Linked DNA regions of Mus musculus: region 2 is linked to region 1. A link is a loop called in an ENCODE intact Hi-C map of the cell type or tissue named here. Cell type or tissue: left cerebral cortex. All regions are shown on one strand. Each heading gives the region's core, and the rest is flanking DNA. Links, peaks and the distances in the headings are about the cores only.

Region 1 (8,021 bases), core at 2,834-5,333:
GAGGTGGTTAGTCTCAAGAAACACATGCCTTTATTTTTCTTTTGACAGAGTCTCATTATATAGACCAAGCTGGCCTCAAACTTACAGAGATCCACCTACCTTTGCCTAAGTTTTGTGATTAAAGGTGTGCGCCACTGGGCCTGGCTAAAACTCACCTTATAAAGTATGTATCCCGTGGAAACAAAGCTCTAAAAAAAAAAAAAAAAACTGACTGAACTGTGATTTCCAAGAATGATCATCTTCCGGGGAGTAAGAAAACCACTTCTTTTTGTTTATCAAGCTCCATATCCAGATACTTGTGTTTCTCGTTACATTGTATAGGTTTGGGGACTCTCCTCCCCTCCCCACTTTTGACATTTATCTGCCTGTGACATAAAGTGGCACATAGAAATAGCTAAAAAGTGAACTAGGGGATAATTCTAGGGTACTTCTCTCCCTAATTCTTTTCAGTCTATTTCATAGCTTTTCCTTTTTTGAACTGATCTTCTAGAACTGCTGGAGTGTTTTTAAATATAGAAGTACCAAATATATGGTTAAAAAAATAGATCTGCATTCCTGATTGGAAAGTCCTGACCCTGTGCTTTCTGCAGCCCGTCTACACCGAGTGCATTGATCTTTAACAGCTTTTTGATGGGCACCTGGGGCACACTAAAGAGCACCCTGCCAGCTGGGGCACACTGAGGAGCACCTGGGGCACACCGAGGAGCACCCTGCCAGCTGGGGCACACTGAGGAGCACCCTGCCAGCTGGGGCACACTGAGGAGCACCCTGCCAGCTGGGGCACACTGAGGAGCACTTTGCCATTGAGCATCAAGGAATGTGGTTCACTTGGAGGCACAGAAAGTAGCAGACAATTAAGTGCTAAGTGAGTGGGGAGGGGGGAGGAAGGAGGGGGGTAAAGAGAGGGAGGGGGCAGTCTTTATGGATTTTAGAGGGCTGATAGCTCTAGTGTACATAAGAGCACATAAACAGATTGATAACTGGGTGGGCTGATAAACATACACCTTTATATGCTGATATCTACCAATAAAAAGGGTTTCCTGCTAGGAGCAGGGGCAGGTAAATGAAAGGGACTATTCAGGTTAATAGGGAGCCTTGAAGACTTGGCTAAGGTAGGTTATTGGAGGGAATTAAAAGCTTTTAAGAAGAGTAGATTAGGGAAATTAATTTGCTGGTAGAAGGTACAAAGGTTTTGAAGGGGGAGGGACTGGCGGCAACAGGCTGTTAGGTAAGAGCTGCTGACAGCATCCACCAGCAGGCTTGATTTGGCAACACAATGGGCGTGGACAGGAGAAGGAGCAGGCGTTTAGACCTTAGGAGAGGGTCCAAGTCTGAGCAAGTAAGTAAATGCTCTTTTCATTAAGAGAGAGAAGAGGATCTGGTCTCAGAAGAGACATGGATGTTTTGTTTTTTTGTTTTTTGTTTTTGGCTTTGGGTAGTTGGCACAACACGTGAGCCTTAAAGGGATTGACACCTAATAGACAGGGCTGTATCATGGATGCCTCTGTCACAGGTGGGCTTGGGTAGAGTCATTAGATGGTTTCCACTGCTCAGTTTTTCCCTTTTCAGGAAGGAGAAAGCATCTGCCGTGGGTGCTCCCAGTCCTCAAGGGGTCTGTGAGCCAGTCAGGAAACATCATTTTAATGGGATTAGCTGAAAGATGAGCCCATGTCAGGTGGTGGTTTGGCAGCGTGTCACGGCTGCTAACTCTGACATGTTAAGTATAACATTATTGATGACTTTTGGGCCTGGCTGGGAGTGTTAACATTTAGCAAATTAGATGTCTTCATTTTTTTTGTCTGGCACTCACGTTTTATGAGTATGACACAGGGTGTGACCTGGGCAAACCATTTAACCTCTCTGTGCCCCTGTGGACAGCACAGGAAGCATGTGGGAGCACCTGCAAACATTTTGAAAGCTGCGAGATGAAAAGCCTGTAAGATCTGCCCCTTCCTCCAGGGACTGAGTCAGTCATCTGGGAAGGTCAGTCTTTTCTAGGCCTTCTTTCAACTGCCAGTTAATCTGCATTCTTCTAAAAAGCTTCTACCAGTTCAGGGTGAAAGAGGCAGTTTCTATCTGCCCTCTTTTAACTTTCTGGCCCTGCTGTCCGGCTGCCCCTTTTCACGTAGAGACTATTGCTGTATAGCTCCCTTCTTTAGGTTCTGGGATTAAGCCCAGGAATGTTGGAAGGGAATTAGGGTTTTACATTAACACCCAGGGGCCTCAACATACTGTATCCACACAGTGTGAGAATTTGTCCCAGTTCTAGGCAGTAAGCTACTTTCCCTGTTAAAGTAGCCATCAAATCTGGCCTTGTTCTCTTGGGTCACCAGAATTTGCCCAGCACCTAAACTTAAGGCCATGAATTTAGACCTGGAAAACCTTAGCAGCAAGGTTGGGGCCTTGCAATAAGCAACATATTTTTCTCATTCTTGCCATAACATTTCCTTGAGCTTCCAGGCTGCCTTGCAGCTGTGTCGGCTCCTCACATGTTGGAGATCCCTGCTGCCGGCTGCCTTCCTGGCTTGCTGCGGGTTTGGTTCTATATCCACTACGTACTCTTTTCTGGTCCAGCTGGGTCTGCCTCCCACCCCACGGATGAGTCCAGTGCTAGACCCCATTTCTCCCAGTCGGCCTCGCTGTGACAGTCCATCCTTTCATATTAAACCACAGTGGATATTTGTTGGCATGGAAACTAATGTGCTATTGGAATTTTATCCTGGTTTACATCTTCCTTTGTTTTGGAAAGCTTGGGATCGCTTCCAGTTTCTCAAGAGAGCTTTCCTGTCTCCTTCAGGAGACACAAAAGAAAACTCAACCATCTTGTGCCTGTGAATCAAGCCATTAGGTCACTATTTTAATTATAATATTGTATTACTTAATCTTGATTTTGTTTTTAGTCATACATTTAAAATATATGTTGATGTGAATTTATTTACACCCTTTAAAGTGCTTTGAACTTAGATCACTTTGTGATTATACAACGGAAAGTGGTGTTCTTCCTACCTGAAAGGTTCTTACAATCTCTGGAAGGCTTCTTAAAACTTTTTGGTTTTTCCCTAGTCTCTCACCCAGTTTCCCTAGAGAGATAATGTGAGAATTTCCTTTTCTAAGTCATTCTGAGGTGATGCCCCCATCACCTTTGAGAACAGCTGACTATATCCTTAAGCCTGAAGGTCCTGCCTGAGTTCTAACTCCTACCTGAGTGGATATGAAAGGCTCAGTCCATGCTGCTAGGATGAACGCTGACTTCTGAGCACTCCACAGCTTATTACTTATGAGAACCTGGGCAATCACTCTGAGTGGCAGAGCCCTCACTGGTAAAAATAAGGATAGCCCTGGCTGTGTTAAAGGAGCGTTGTGAAGGTTAAGTGGAGCAGGTGTGAGCATAACCAGCTATACAGTGGCATGATACCCAGAGGCACTGCGATGGGTTTTAACCACTTCTTAAAATGTCACCAACTGCTCTGTCTCACTTGCTTTCCTCATTAATTATAGCAACTTTAATCTGGGAAAACAGAGTACGTTTATTGCTACAATAAACTCAACCTTCAAACCCTTAAAAAAAAAAAGCCATCCAGTGAGATCAGACATACTTCAGAAACATTAGACTGGGCCAAGAATGATTCCCAGTTTTCACAGCTATAAAAAGAGAAGTACAAGACCCCATTCAAAGTTTGGGTGGAGTCAGGAATCTTTCAACTCTGCTGAGATTGGCCCATTGATAAAAATGGTTACTAGTTGCACCACATGAAAAAGAAAAGTTGTGGTGCAAGCATAACTTGGTCATGTCATACTTTTGTATCTCTTGCAGCTTGTATTAATTTACACCTATTTGGAAGCAGTAAAGCTTCTAGTTCTTGACGTCGTCGCCCTTTTTCTCACTCAAGCTGCTTCGGGTCCAAAAAAGGGTAACACAGTTCTTTTCAACTCTGCTTTAATTCTTCCAGTCCTGCAGTGTCAAACTCAGACAGTTTACCCCCAAATGTTTTTTACTTGTTTTGTCTTGGGCAATTGCCACAAACGGCAGCCCCTGCAAGGTCTACGAATTCTGGAAGTCTGGAAGTCCGCTCGACTTTAAAGAGCTTGCAGTGGTCGGTCATGCCCGGTGCAGTGCCATCCGGGTTGCAAACTCGGACCCGACCGGATCCCACCCCACCCCACCCCACCCGACCCCACCCCACCCCACCCGACCCCACCCCCATCCCCACCCCGGCCAGATGCTGCTTCTGCAGGCTTCTCCCAACAGGAGGCGCCCGTGCGACCCAGGCGCTGCGCGTACCCGTGGGGACCGCTCCGCGGGTGGAGGGAGCAGGAGGAGGAGCCGGAGGGGGCGCGGCTTCCTCCGCGTCCTGCCGGGCGCCCGCTCGCCTGCTCCGCCGGGCCGAGGCTGGCGGCCGGCGGGGGTCGCGGCGGCGGAGGCGGCGGCGGCGGCGGCAGCGCTGGCGGACTGGGCTCGGGCTCGGAGCTCGAAGACAAGATGGCGGCGGCGCTCAGGAGCCCGGCCTCCTCCTCCTCCTCGCCGCTCTCCGCCCTGCCGCTCGCCGCCTCCTCCTCCGCCGTCTCCTCCTCCTCCTCCTCGTGCAGCAGCACCAGCGAGCGCCGCGGCGCCGGGCCGCTCTCCCGGAGCTCGGGAGGGGGCTAGACCGGTCCGCGGGCGCGCAGGCGACGAGGCCGAAGCTGGGGCCGGGGCGGGGACGGCGGCGGCGGCGGCGGCGACGCCGGGTGGGGATGGGGTCGCAGACGCTGCAGATCCTCCGGCAGGGGGTGTGGGCCGCGCTCAGCGGCGGCTGGTACTACGACCCGCACCAGGCCACCTTCGTGAACGCGCTCCACCTCTACCTGTGGCTCTTTCTGCTCGGCCTGCCCTTCACGCTTTACATGGTGAGTGGGGGCGGGGACGGGGACCCGCAGCGGACGCTCGGCTGTGATCCTCGGGGGCCCGGGGGTCGCGCCCCTGTCCTCCCCGCGTCCCGCGGTCCCGGCGGCGGGCGGACGCTCCCCTCCCCCGCTGGCTCCGCTCCGGGCCCCGGGTTTCCCGTGTTTTCAGCACCTCCCTTCCCGCCGGTCCCCGGCCGGGTCCCGCTTTCCTAGCGCCTCTCGTGCGGGTCTGCGTAACTGGCGCCCCGAGGCCTTCCATCGGGGGTCCCCGGTCGTTCCCCGGGCCTCGGACTATCTACCTCCCGCTCCCCGGGGGCATCCCCGCCCGCACCTCGGCCCCCGGCTGTGTGCGGAGCCCGGGGGAGGCCGTGCGCGCTCCGGCAGAAACGGAGTCGCAGGGTGTCCCGGCTCGTACTCGCTTCCCGTGCTGGGGGAAACCCCCAGCGGGCTCGCGCCTCCGCAAACCGCTGATCGGTTGAGTGCGGGTTCCATTCGGTTCAGCCCCGCGGCGAGGGACCGCGGTGTTGTCAGGCTAGCGCTGCCGGCAGGGAGCGGGGAGATACGAGAGCCTGGCTGGCGTTTGTTTGCGTTGGTTCAAGGCCTTTGACTGGCTGGGAAAAGGAGAGTGCCGCCGCCTGTTGCTTGGTGCTCTCGGTCCAGTTTCTCTGAAGTGTTTTTGGTGTTCCCAGACGGTTTCCTTCTATAGCCAAGGCTGGCCTGAGAGTCACTGTGCAGTCCAGGCCTCAGGAGTGTTTTTAGAGGATGTTTTCCTGAAAGATGTTTGCACATTTCTTAAAAATAAAAAATAAAATAAAAGCACAATTTTAGGTGGCACATTTGAGAAAACAAAGCTTTCAAATTTTAAAGTGATTGGAAGGAAGGATATTAACTTTTATTTTCAGGGAATTTCTGCTAACTTCATGGTTCTTCAGAGGGCTAGAACAAAGGTGCTGGGTTACTAAGTCCCCGAATGGAGAGTATGAGAAGTACCGCGAGTTAGGGCAGCCTATTTGCCTCTTTTCTCAGTATCACTAAGGCAGGAACATGCCTTGGGGGATGGCGAGTGTGTGTGTGTGTGTGTGTGTGTGTGTGCTCGCGCTAAATGTCACATTGTCAAGCAGATTCTGATTTCTAATAGGAATGTGTTCGAAGGGACTTACCCCAGCTTAAAGGAGCTGTTTATTACAGGACTTGGTCTTGTCAGATTCTGAAAATTTATCATTAAATGTTATAATTTCTGTTCATTGTGGCCGATCGGGTTCACTCTGCATCAGCATCCCTTCCAGGAGTGCGATGTCCTTAATGAGCAGCTCTGTGGCTGTGGTGGTGAGGCGGCCCTTCAAGCTCACTCGCTTTCAGAGCTGCCCTCCCGGGTGTCCAGACAGGTTGTACATTAAAGGCAAAATGATCGTTGGGAGGTCAGGATTTGTTGCTGTGCTGTGTAAGGTTTGGGTCTAAGCCTCTTTGTGGAATTAACACCACTGAGGACTTCAGAGGAAGCGGAAAGCCATATATTGAATTACCCGGGAGTTTATTCAGTTAAGCTCGATTCTCAGGTATTTGAGTGTCCGCTGTGCACTAGGTACTTTGCCAGGTTCTGGGAAAATAAAAGTGCTTCACTTCAACGAATGGCAGCTCCACTCTTCCTGAAGCTTTAAAAGCTCTCATAGGCTTCTCTTTCTCCTCACTCCCAGTCCACGCACAAAGCTAGTGAGTTCTGTCTTTAAAATCTGACAGGAGTCCATCATCCCCCAGTCAGGCCTGGTTCAAGCAGCTCTGCCCTGCTGGGTACTTGTCTGGGGTGGGGGTGCGGGCTGGCAGGGGGTGTGTGATGGCATTTGTATCAAGGCTTGCTGTTTCTGCTCTTGCTTCCCTACACACAGATCAGGATTCTTTGAGGTCCTGTGACCCTTGTGCGTAGACCAGCTTCCCCTCTGCCCTTGCTCTGCCCCTTTCTATACTCAGTTCGACTGCTTGCAGTCTACCCAGCAGCTGACATGTCGTCACTGTGCCCTGGGCTGGGTGTGCTTGCCCTTCCTACTCTGTCAGGGGCCTCTCCCTTCCAGATGATTGTGTGGCCTGCCTTTGGTTAGGTTATTTCGGGTTTCTGGCGTGTGAGACTTTCCCTGATAAGTAACATAGCAGCCTCTGACCTCTTCTGCCCGCTTTCTGAACAGCGGTTTCTGCTGGCTGAGGCACACACTCACTTGCTGGTTCTGTCACCCTGTTGCACCGAGGAAAGCTAATAATAGACTTGAAGCTCTGACCAGGCAGGGGTTTCTCTCTGTTCATTGCTGTACTCTTAAGGATGTAGAGCAGTGCCAGACTGACACACAGTAATGAGACGTTAGACATATGACTGGCAATGGATCCGATTCACTTTTTTCTGTCAGGGAACTTAGGAGTCTAGGCTGGGATAAGCAGCAGCAAGCTTAGAACTGTAGGGACGATGAATGATCAGAGGTCGTGGTCTGGAACTTAGCACAGAGGAGTGTAGCAGTTTAGGAAACAAGCTAGTGCTATAGTAGTGAGGTCAATAGTGTGACATATATATCCAGATCAAAGCAGAAGCTCACCTTCTGTATTAAAATCTCACCCATGGTTAGTATTCATGTGTTCTTCCAATAGTAGCTGCAGGTGACGGTGACTTTACTGAGTTTGTGTATAGGTTCTTAGCCCAGCTAAGTGTCCCCGTTGTGACTTGTTTTATTACCTTAGGCAGATACATGAACTGGGTTTTATATATGACTTTTTGAAGCCAAAATCACCATTCAGGATCCCCTTAGGCATGGATATACTCACACACACTCCCACTCCCACACACACACACACTCTCTGTCTCCCAGCTTTTATAGGTCATTCAGAGGGGTAAGATATAGATTCTGCTATTATTGTTCTAGATAGGGAAAACCAAGAAGAAAAGCTTCCCTCTTCACTGATTATCTTGTTTTCCTTGTTAACTCCATTTATATCATTCTAATTGTTAATGTACATGACTTAGCATGGGTGAGAACTTTGGGATAGGGTAGCTTTTTCTTTTCTGGTTTTTTGGATGAAAAGTTCACTGGTGTGCCTATTACCTTGATTTTTGAATATTGGCTTTGCTGTTGATTTGCAAGATCACCTTCCTGAACCTTGGT
Region 2 (8,021 bases), core at 2,882-5,381, 63 kb before region 1:
ATCTTCCAAGCCAGGATGGAACAAGAAAAATGTCACTTAAAGGGGACAGTTTACTCCCCCACGAAGCTGGAGGTAGAAGGGAGAATGGAAACCACAGAGCCAGCTGGCTAAGCTTACGTTTAGCACCCTCCCCTCTTCCTCGGTTTCTTCCTCTTCCTCTTCTCTCCCTCCCTCCCCTAGAACAGCAGCACACAGCCTGAGCAAACACACACACACACACACACACAGACACAGTCAAGGTTCTTGCTTCTGTTGCCCAAGCCCCTTGGCCTAAGGGACTCTGGGATGAGAAAGCTCACTTTGCAAGCTTGGGGTGTCTTCTGTGTGGGTCTCAGATACATCTAGGTAACTGTTCTAACCTTCACTGGGGGTCACTGGTTGTAAATATATGTCCTCGTCCCTATTAATAACCCACACTGCTCACACTTGTCTCCTGTCACTCCAACTAATTCCACACTGGCTCTCACCCTCCCCCCAGCTCTTTCCACAGACAGTGGGGAGTTGCAGTAGCTCCTAGGCCCCAGCTGGGTCTGGGTTTGCTGTCCTGTTCTGCTAAGGCTTCCTCTCTCGTTGTTCCTGGGGCTATGACAGCAGACAGTTGTATCCCCATAGCAGAGAAAGCATCTCTTTCCTTCAGGTGGTTCCCCGTAGCAAGAGAAGCCGCTTTCTGGGGAGGCTGGCTCATCTGTAGCACGGTGACCCCCATCCACACCTGAGGTGCACAGGACTGCATCAGATCCACACTCGAGGTCTTGCCTAGTTCTGAGAAAAAGTCAGGGATGTACGGTGAAGTAGCCGCCGCCAGCTACCAAGGAAAAGAAGCCTAAGAGTCTGAGGTGTAAAGAGAGCCCTGCTGGAGCCCTGAGATCAGGGCAAATGCAGCCAAATGCAGCCGCAGCACCTTCACGGGAAGGCTTGCATCTCCTCATCCCCTCATATCATCTACATAGAATTTCCCCGCTTCCTGAAAACACGCCCAACCCTACTGCGATGTCAGAGACCTTGTGGGACACTTTCTTGCCTGGAAATCTTAGAGACTCCGCTATGGAACCACCTCACCTTGTCTCTTTGGCCGGATCCCCTGAAGCAAAGCACTTCGTGCTCTAGGCCTTACTGGATTCACCTGGAAAACAAATTCAATTTAATCAAAGCTTAACTCATGCAGAGACTGTAGCAGAGAGATCCAGGGGCAAAGGTGAGAGATGGTCTCTTCCCCACCCCCCCAAATTCCAAGTGAACAGGAGAGAGGGGGTTTAAAAGAAAAGTAGAACCTAAGGGGTGAAATAAGACTGACCTAGAAGGGAAGACTTGTCCTAGCTGGACACAGTGTGTACCCCTCTAATCCCAGTGTCCGAGGCTTGACTCAGGGAATTTGAGGCCAGCCTGGGCAACATAGTGCCCAGTCACATTCACTAATTGAATACCTGCTTTCCCACTCCTTGAGGTTACTCCAAGAATCAGATGAAAGAAAGGATACATACTTGTATGTAAAGCTCTATACAGGTGTAAGCAAATACTATCCCCTTACTCGGCTGAATCTCTTTACAAAGAAAAAAGCTCCCACAACTGAATCTACAAGGTAACAGAAGTACCTCCCACCGGGTGTCATCTTGGCCACGTGGTTGACTGAGCTGAGTGCTGGGGGTTGGGGGGAGGGATTCTGAGTGCAGAATCAAACTGAACCCCTTGGGGGTCCTTGTTCTGGGTTTGGAACAGGATGGAGGGAATCCAGTCTCGGTCTGGGTGGGATGAAATTTTTTAAATTAATTAATTAATTAAAAAATGCCAGGCAGCCACATCAGGAGAAAGATGGAGCTCAGGAAGGTTCAGAGAGGAAGAGAAACAGGAAGCACACACAGATTTCCCGGATCTGCCTCATGTCTGCCCCTGCCTGCTACCAACAATATCCCCAAAGAGGCTATCTTTTGCTCAGGGTAGCTGGGGTGTGCTTCGTGCAGTCCTAACAGAAGGTTTGTAATCAGTTTCTAAACAAACACGTTGAAGCTTACATGGAGCTCATGCTAAGAGCTGTGCTACTCAGTCAAAGACTATCATTGCTGCCATCTGTGTCTAAGCCTTCCGTGAAGAAGAGATAGATTCACTCTCAGTGGTATAAGCTAGTCGCTGGGTGTTAGCCTTCTGGCCAGCTTGTTCTCAAGATTCCCCAAACCACCCAGTTTTGCCCTGGGAGACTCTTGGCTGACACTTGAAGCTGTAACTTGTGAGCATCCCTGAGAACTTCTGTTGCCTTACATATGATGTTGCTGCTCCGTTCATCAGCGGGGTAACAGCCACTCCCACCGTACACACTTTGGGGAGCTCCCTCATCCTTTTCTGTGTTCTTCAGGCAATGTCCCCACCCTAAGCATTGTCGATGTAAGACTCATACTGGTCTGGGATGGAGAGATGGCTCAATGGTTAGGAGCACTTGCTGATCTTCCAGAGGACCTAGGTTCTATTCCTGGCACCCACATTGTGGCTCACCGCTGTTGTTAGCATTGGTTCTGGGGGACCCGATTACAGGGGTCTTTGTGACCTTAACCGGCTGCAGAGATATGAGCTGCCAGAAACAAGAAGTCAGTTTGGCTTACCATGACTCATATGACTCAGTCGCTGATGTTGGTTTAAACTGGAGTTAGATTCCACGTGGTTTACTTTAAACATATTTAAACACAGCACATTTGGTGAAAACTATTTTCGTGATCATTAACTCAATCCTATGTGTACAACAAACCACACACAAATCTCCTTCAGGAACAAAACAAGCTAAATACAGATCAGATATGAAACCCTTTGTACAGTCCATAAAGACAGGTTCTATAGGTTGACTGGGAAAAACAATTTTACAATAAGGGTCTAGGGGAGTGATCCAGTGCCAGAAAAGTCACAGATAGCGCAAAGGTCACTAGGTCAGAAACCATGTCCATTTCTAGCCTTCTGGGCAGATAACAGGCACTACACTCCTTCTTTTGGAGGAACAACCCTGCGTGCTTAACATCCTGGGTTTCTCTGGTGTTTAAAAGACAGCCATACTTCCTATCTCACCCCCTTTTGAGTTTTTAAAGAGAATTTTGTGGCTGTAATAGCATAAGCCAAGCTTGACTGCATAGCCTGCAGAATTGGTCTAACAAAGCCATAGGACTAGCCAGCAGAGGACCAAGAAAAGGGAGAGCCACCTTAATCGAGATGGCCTTCAAAGGTCACTTGAGAGATTGTGTCTTTCTCTTTATGCAGATCATCAATGTGAATATGAGCAGTATCTTGACACATTAAAACAACACATTCCAGAAAGGAAAGTATTTGGATTCTGTACAATCTGAGAATTAGCCTATAATATAGTCAATAAACATAGCATCATCATTTTGGGGGTCAGTAGCATTGGGTCCTTGTCTCTCCAAGGTCTCAGCTTGATGAATTAAAGTCTCGATGCCTCCCCCAAGTCATCAACTTCTTCTTCCTCTTGGGATGCCTCCTCTTGGTGTGCTTGTTATCTTTCTTCAGATGCTTCATGTGTCCAGTGTCTCTGGGATGCTGTCTTAGTCATGGGAGCAGACATCATCTGGGACTTCTTTCATTTTCTGAAAAGACTCGAGCGTAACCCTGCCCTGATGGTAGAGGAACTTGGGGCCCTTTCCACTGATTGGTTCCTAGATATTTCATTTAACATATACTGTGTCCATGTCTGTGCCTCCACTTTTGGGTAGTGGAGAAAGCATTATCCTTTAAAGTAAAAAAAAAATTTTTTTAAAAACCATGGCTTAAATTTTAAATGCCCATAGCACTAGGCATTTAAGGTGAAGATATAGTCCCCAATTTTATTTTTAAAATTTGTTGTTTAAGTAGTTAACGCTGTCATTCCACAATAGCTTTGACACTGTGAGTTGAAAGGGGTTCCGGCAACATGATTAATATTTTATACATTGTAAAAGTTGTTTGCTAATATAAGCAGGAGCGTTACCAGTTTTTAGTTGCAATGGATGTCCAGGAAAGGGAAAGGTATATAATAAATAATGACAGCATCCGAGATCGTTCTGCAGACAGAAGCAACAATCGTATTCTTTCCAAGTATCAACTGTTACAGGAGCATAATGTCAAAATTCAGAGATTTGAGTAGTATCTGTTTGCCCCAGTGGCATTAGAGTTTAACGCGCAAGGATTAGTTCCTCCAGCAGGGGGCAGTGGTGGTCAAGGAACACAGAGGGCAGGCACGCTTGTTCATGAGGTAGAGAACTACACTTGTAATAATTTTGCATTTTGATGAAGAAATTCATGAGTCTTTTAAGCAGCCTGAAATGAAAGTATTAGAGGTGAGGAGGAGGCCAGGGCATCTGCTTGAGCACTAGCGAATGTTACCAGGTCTGGCATATGAGAATGCATGTGAATGTGAGTTATGAAAAAATGCTGACTCCAAACACTGACACCATTGCATACACTAGCAAGATTGTGATGATAGGACCCTGATATAGCTGTCTCTAGTGAGACTATGCCAGGGCCTAGCAAACACAGAAATGGATGCTCACAGTCAGCTATTGGATGGATCACAGGGCCCCCAATGGAGGAGCTAGAGAAAATACCCAAGGAACTAAAGGGGTCTGCAACCCTATAGGTGGAACAACATTATGAACTTAACCAGTACCCGGAGCTCTTGACTCTAGCTGCATATGTATCAAAAGATGGCCTAGTCGGCCATCACTGGAAAGAGAGGCCCATTGGACTTGCAAACTTTATATGCCCCAGTACAGGGGAACGCCAGGGCCAAAAAGTGGGAGTGGGTGGGTAGGGGAGTGCGGGGGAGGGTATGGGAGACTTTTGGGATAGCATTGGAAATGTAAATGAGGAAAATACCTAATAAAAAAAAAAAAGAAAGAAAGAAAGAAGAAGAAAAAGAAAAGAAAAGAAAAAATGCTGAGGTGGTTGTTGTATAGGCGCCCATAGGGACAGAACTAACTGTGCACTAGCATTGGTGGTGGGATTAAGTTTAAGTCTTGAAGTGCTAGGATTTAAGACGTGCACCACTACTGCCTGGCTTAGTCTTACAGTTTCTAAAACAGAAACAATTTGAGCACCAATGGAGAGTGTGCTAAAATATCCAATGCAGAGAAACATCAAATAAAAGTTGGTTGGCTGCAGCAAGTTCAGACTGTTGAGCTGCACAACCAGGGCTGGGTGTATGCGGAGGGTGTGGAACTTGTATATAAGACATAAGCTCCCGTGCTTTTGAAGAGCCATTTTTAACAGTGATCTCTATAGGATCTCTAGATGTAATTTTAAGGAACACCCATGGGGTATCTTAAACAATTCTTAAAGGGATCTTTAGGATAACTAATACTTATAGATCCCAAGTAACATGTGATTGCTACCTGCCAATTGTGATCATCGTGGAACAAAATAATCAGCCAGAATTCTATTTAATGGCACAGTGATTTCTGTAGGCTCTCTACTAACAAGTGGCACAAGTTGCTGTGATGGCTCATATATGCTTGGCCCAGGGAGTGCCACTATTAGGAGGTGTGACCTTGTTGGAGTAGATGTGTCACTGTGGACATGGGCTTTAAGAACACATCCAATTGACATGGCCCAAAATCTTTTCTAAGTATTTGAGGGTACATTGCTTCGGAAAATTTAGACTGAGAGGGGATAATGGCAAATTTGTTGTTGAGTGAGAATATATTTTAAATAATTATATGGTGACCACTTTGTATCTTATCTGGAGTTAAGTTTAAATTTTCTTCTTCTTCTTCTTCTCCTTCTTCTTCTTCTTCTTCTTCTTCTTCTTCTTCTTCTTCTTCTTCTTCTTCTTCTCCTCTTTCTTCTTCCTCCTCCCCCTCCCCCTCCTCCTCCTCCTCCTCTTCCTTCTTCTTCTTCTTTTTCAAGACAAGTTTTCTCTGTATAGCCCTGGCTGTCCTGGAACTCACTCTGTAAACCAGGCTGGCCTCGAACTCAGAAATCTGCCTGCCTCTGCCTCCCAAGTGCTGGGATTAAAGGTGTATGCCACCCTTGCCCAGTCTTCTTTTTTTAAAGATTTATTTATTTTATGTATAGAAGTATACTGTTGCTCTCTTCAGACAGACCAGAAGAGGGAATTGGAACCCATTACGAGTGGTTGTGAACTACCATGTGGTTGCTGGGAATTAAACTCAGGACCTTTGGAAGAGCAGTTAGTGCTCTTAACCATTAAGCCATCTCTCCAGCCCCTACATTTTCTTCTTTTAGTTCATTTACCATGAAAGTTAAGCATCCATTTAAGTATTGATTAGGAAAGCATGAGCAGAGAATACATTCATACAATGAGTGACCAATGCCTGAAGGGCTTTAGGCTGCGCCAGCTTAAGTGCCTACATACATAATATTGTCACACAGTGGGGCAATGTTTTCATTAAGTGCCTACATACGTAATATTGTCACATAGTTTGACAATGTGTTCATCGCTTGTGGCAAAATGTTCCACTGATACTAAATAGTGGAGTGTCCTTGAGGAACCACAGTAGGCATGGGGAGCCCCAGCTGCAGAGCCTCCATTTGTTTTCACAGGAACATTTATGCCCCTGAAATCATACAGCAGCTGAAATTTATTTTTTGTCTTTTTATTTACAAAACTATAATGTAATTAATTACCAAAATAGGGGAATTCCAAGGTCTCACTGAAGGTTCTATATGTCCAGGTTGCAATTGTTCCTCTAATAGAATTGGGTCTATCTTAATTTTTCTCTATGAAGGGGCCACTGATCAATCCATACTGGATCAATTTTCCCTTTGATCCTGGGGTTAGGTTTGCTCTATTGGGAGTTTAAAAGCTTATCATCCCTGTCAAATTTGGATTCATATTCCTTAGCTCTATGTTTTCCCTTATTACATCATAGGCAAAGGCAAACAATCTTGGGTGGGGCTGGGGGTTGGGGGGGATGGGAGTGCTGGGGGCAGCCTCAGGGCAGCTTTGCGAGCCACCTGGCCCCTTGGAACAACTCACCCTGCCAAGGTGTGTCCAGAGGATCCCGATGGTCCTTCTAAAGAGCATTCAAGCAATATATAACTGCAGTCCAGACTGCAAAACAACAGACAGGGCTTCTCACCCTCCTTCTCATGGGGTCTTTTCACATTCGTGTCTATGTGACTCCAACTGTGGATAGCAATGGTTCCTTGTTCAGGAAACCCAGGATGGAATTTTACACTCACTTATACAAAGTTGCAGAACTGGTTTTTCATTTGTTTGTTTGTTGTTTTGTTTTGTTTTGTTTTTAAATATTTGCTCCCCTGGGTCTTAACAGATAGCTCAGATAATCATATAAGATGCGTTACCTCAGAGGACTGGGAAAAACCTGTGCTATTTCCCTGTCTCACTTACAGCTGTGACCCCTTCTGTGAGAGGATTGAACCCCTACCCTCTGCTTCTACTTAAAGAAAACATTTTCTTACCTTTTCCAAGGGTCAAGTCCCACATTGAGCATGTCCCACGTCACGCACCGGCCGTGGGGGTCTCTGCAACCGTAATGGGCTGCAGAGGGACGAACTGCAGGGGGCAAAATGGCAACTCAGCTCAACATGACTCAGCAGCTGTACTGGGTCAGTCTTCTAAAGTCTTACTCTGAGTAGTTTTATTTCAGGCATATTTAAGCACAGCACAATTTGGTGAAAATGGTCCTGGTGACAATTAACTCAATCCTACACGCAAGACAAACGACATGTAGATCTCCTTGAGGAACAAAGTGAGCTAAATAAAGATCAGATGTAACTACATTGAGATTCTTTGTAAAGTCCATAAAGATAGGTTCTATAGATTGACTGAGAACAACAAATTTATAATGAGGGTCTGAGGGAGGATGCAGTGTCAGGAAAGTTGGCCACACGCATAGCACCAAGGCCACCAGGTTAAAAAAGCATGTTCCTTCAAGGGAGGAACAACCCTGTATGCTTCTCATCCCGGGTTTCCCCGGTGCTTCTCTGTGAGAACAAAAGCAGCCATGCCTTCTAAGTACAATACCCTCTTCCAGCCTCCAAGGGCACCAAGCATGCACACAGTACAC

The links. Hi-C counts contacts between places; a loop is a spot of excess contacts. Peaks named below come from ENCODE experiments on the same cell type or tissue, not always from the same donor. Only the 100,000 strongest peaks of a DNase experiment are listed, where the experiment ranks them.
Region 2: it touches region 1 in a loop (2.5-fold over the local background); 17 of 42 quality-filtered maps call a loop at or near these places.

Annotation. Positions count from the first base shown.
Region 1 is chr12:81,855,641-81,863,661 of GRCm38, forward strand. It overlaps Pcnx (pecanex homolog), which reads left to right and starts at 4,390. Exons shown (of 36, transcript NM_018814.3): 1 at 4,390-4,884. The coding sequence starts at 4,732. In left cerebral cortex, for the core only: a CTCF peak has its summit at 4,263; DNase peaks (open chromatin) are centred at 3,930, 4,298 and 4,813; H3K4me3 peaks cover 1,409 bases; H3K27ac peaks cover 1,302 bases.
Region 2 is chr12:81,792,567-81,800,587 of GRCm38, forward strand. Gm30706 (a long non-coding RNA gene) reads right to left here. Exons shown (of 7, transcript XR_001780652.1): 4 at 7,414-7,507; 5 at 6,968-7,042; 6 at 1,060-1,123; 7 at 1-762. Among named protein-coding and RNA genes, the nearest start is that of Gm46366, 5.5 kb to the left of the region's middle. In left cerebral cortex, for the core only: a CTCF peak has its summit at 4,161 (motif pointing right); a DNase peak (open chromatin) is centred at 4,182.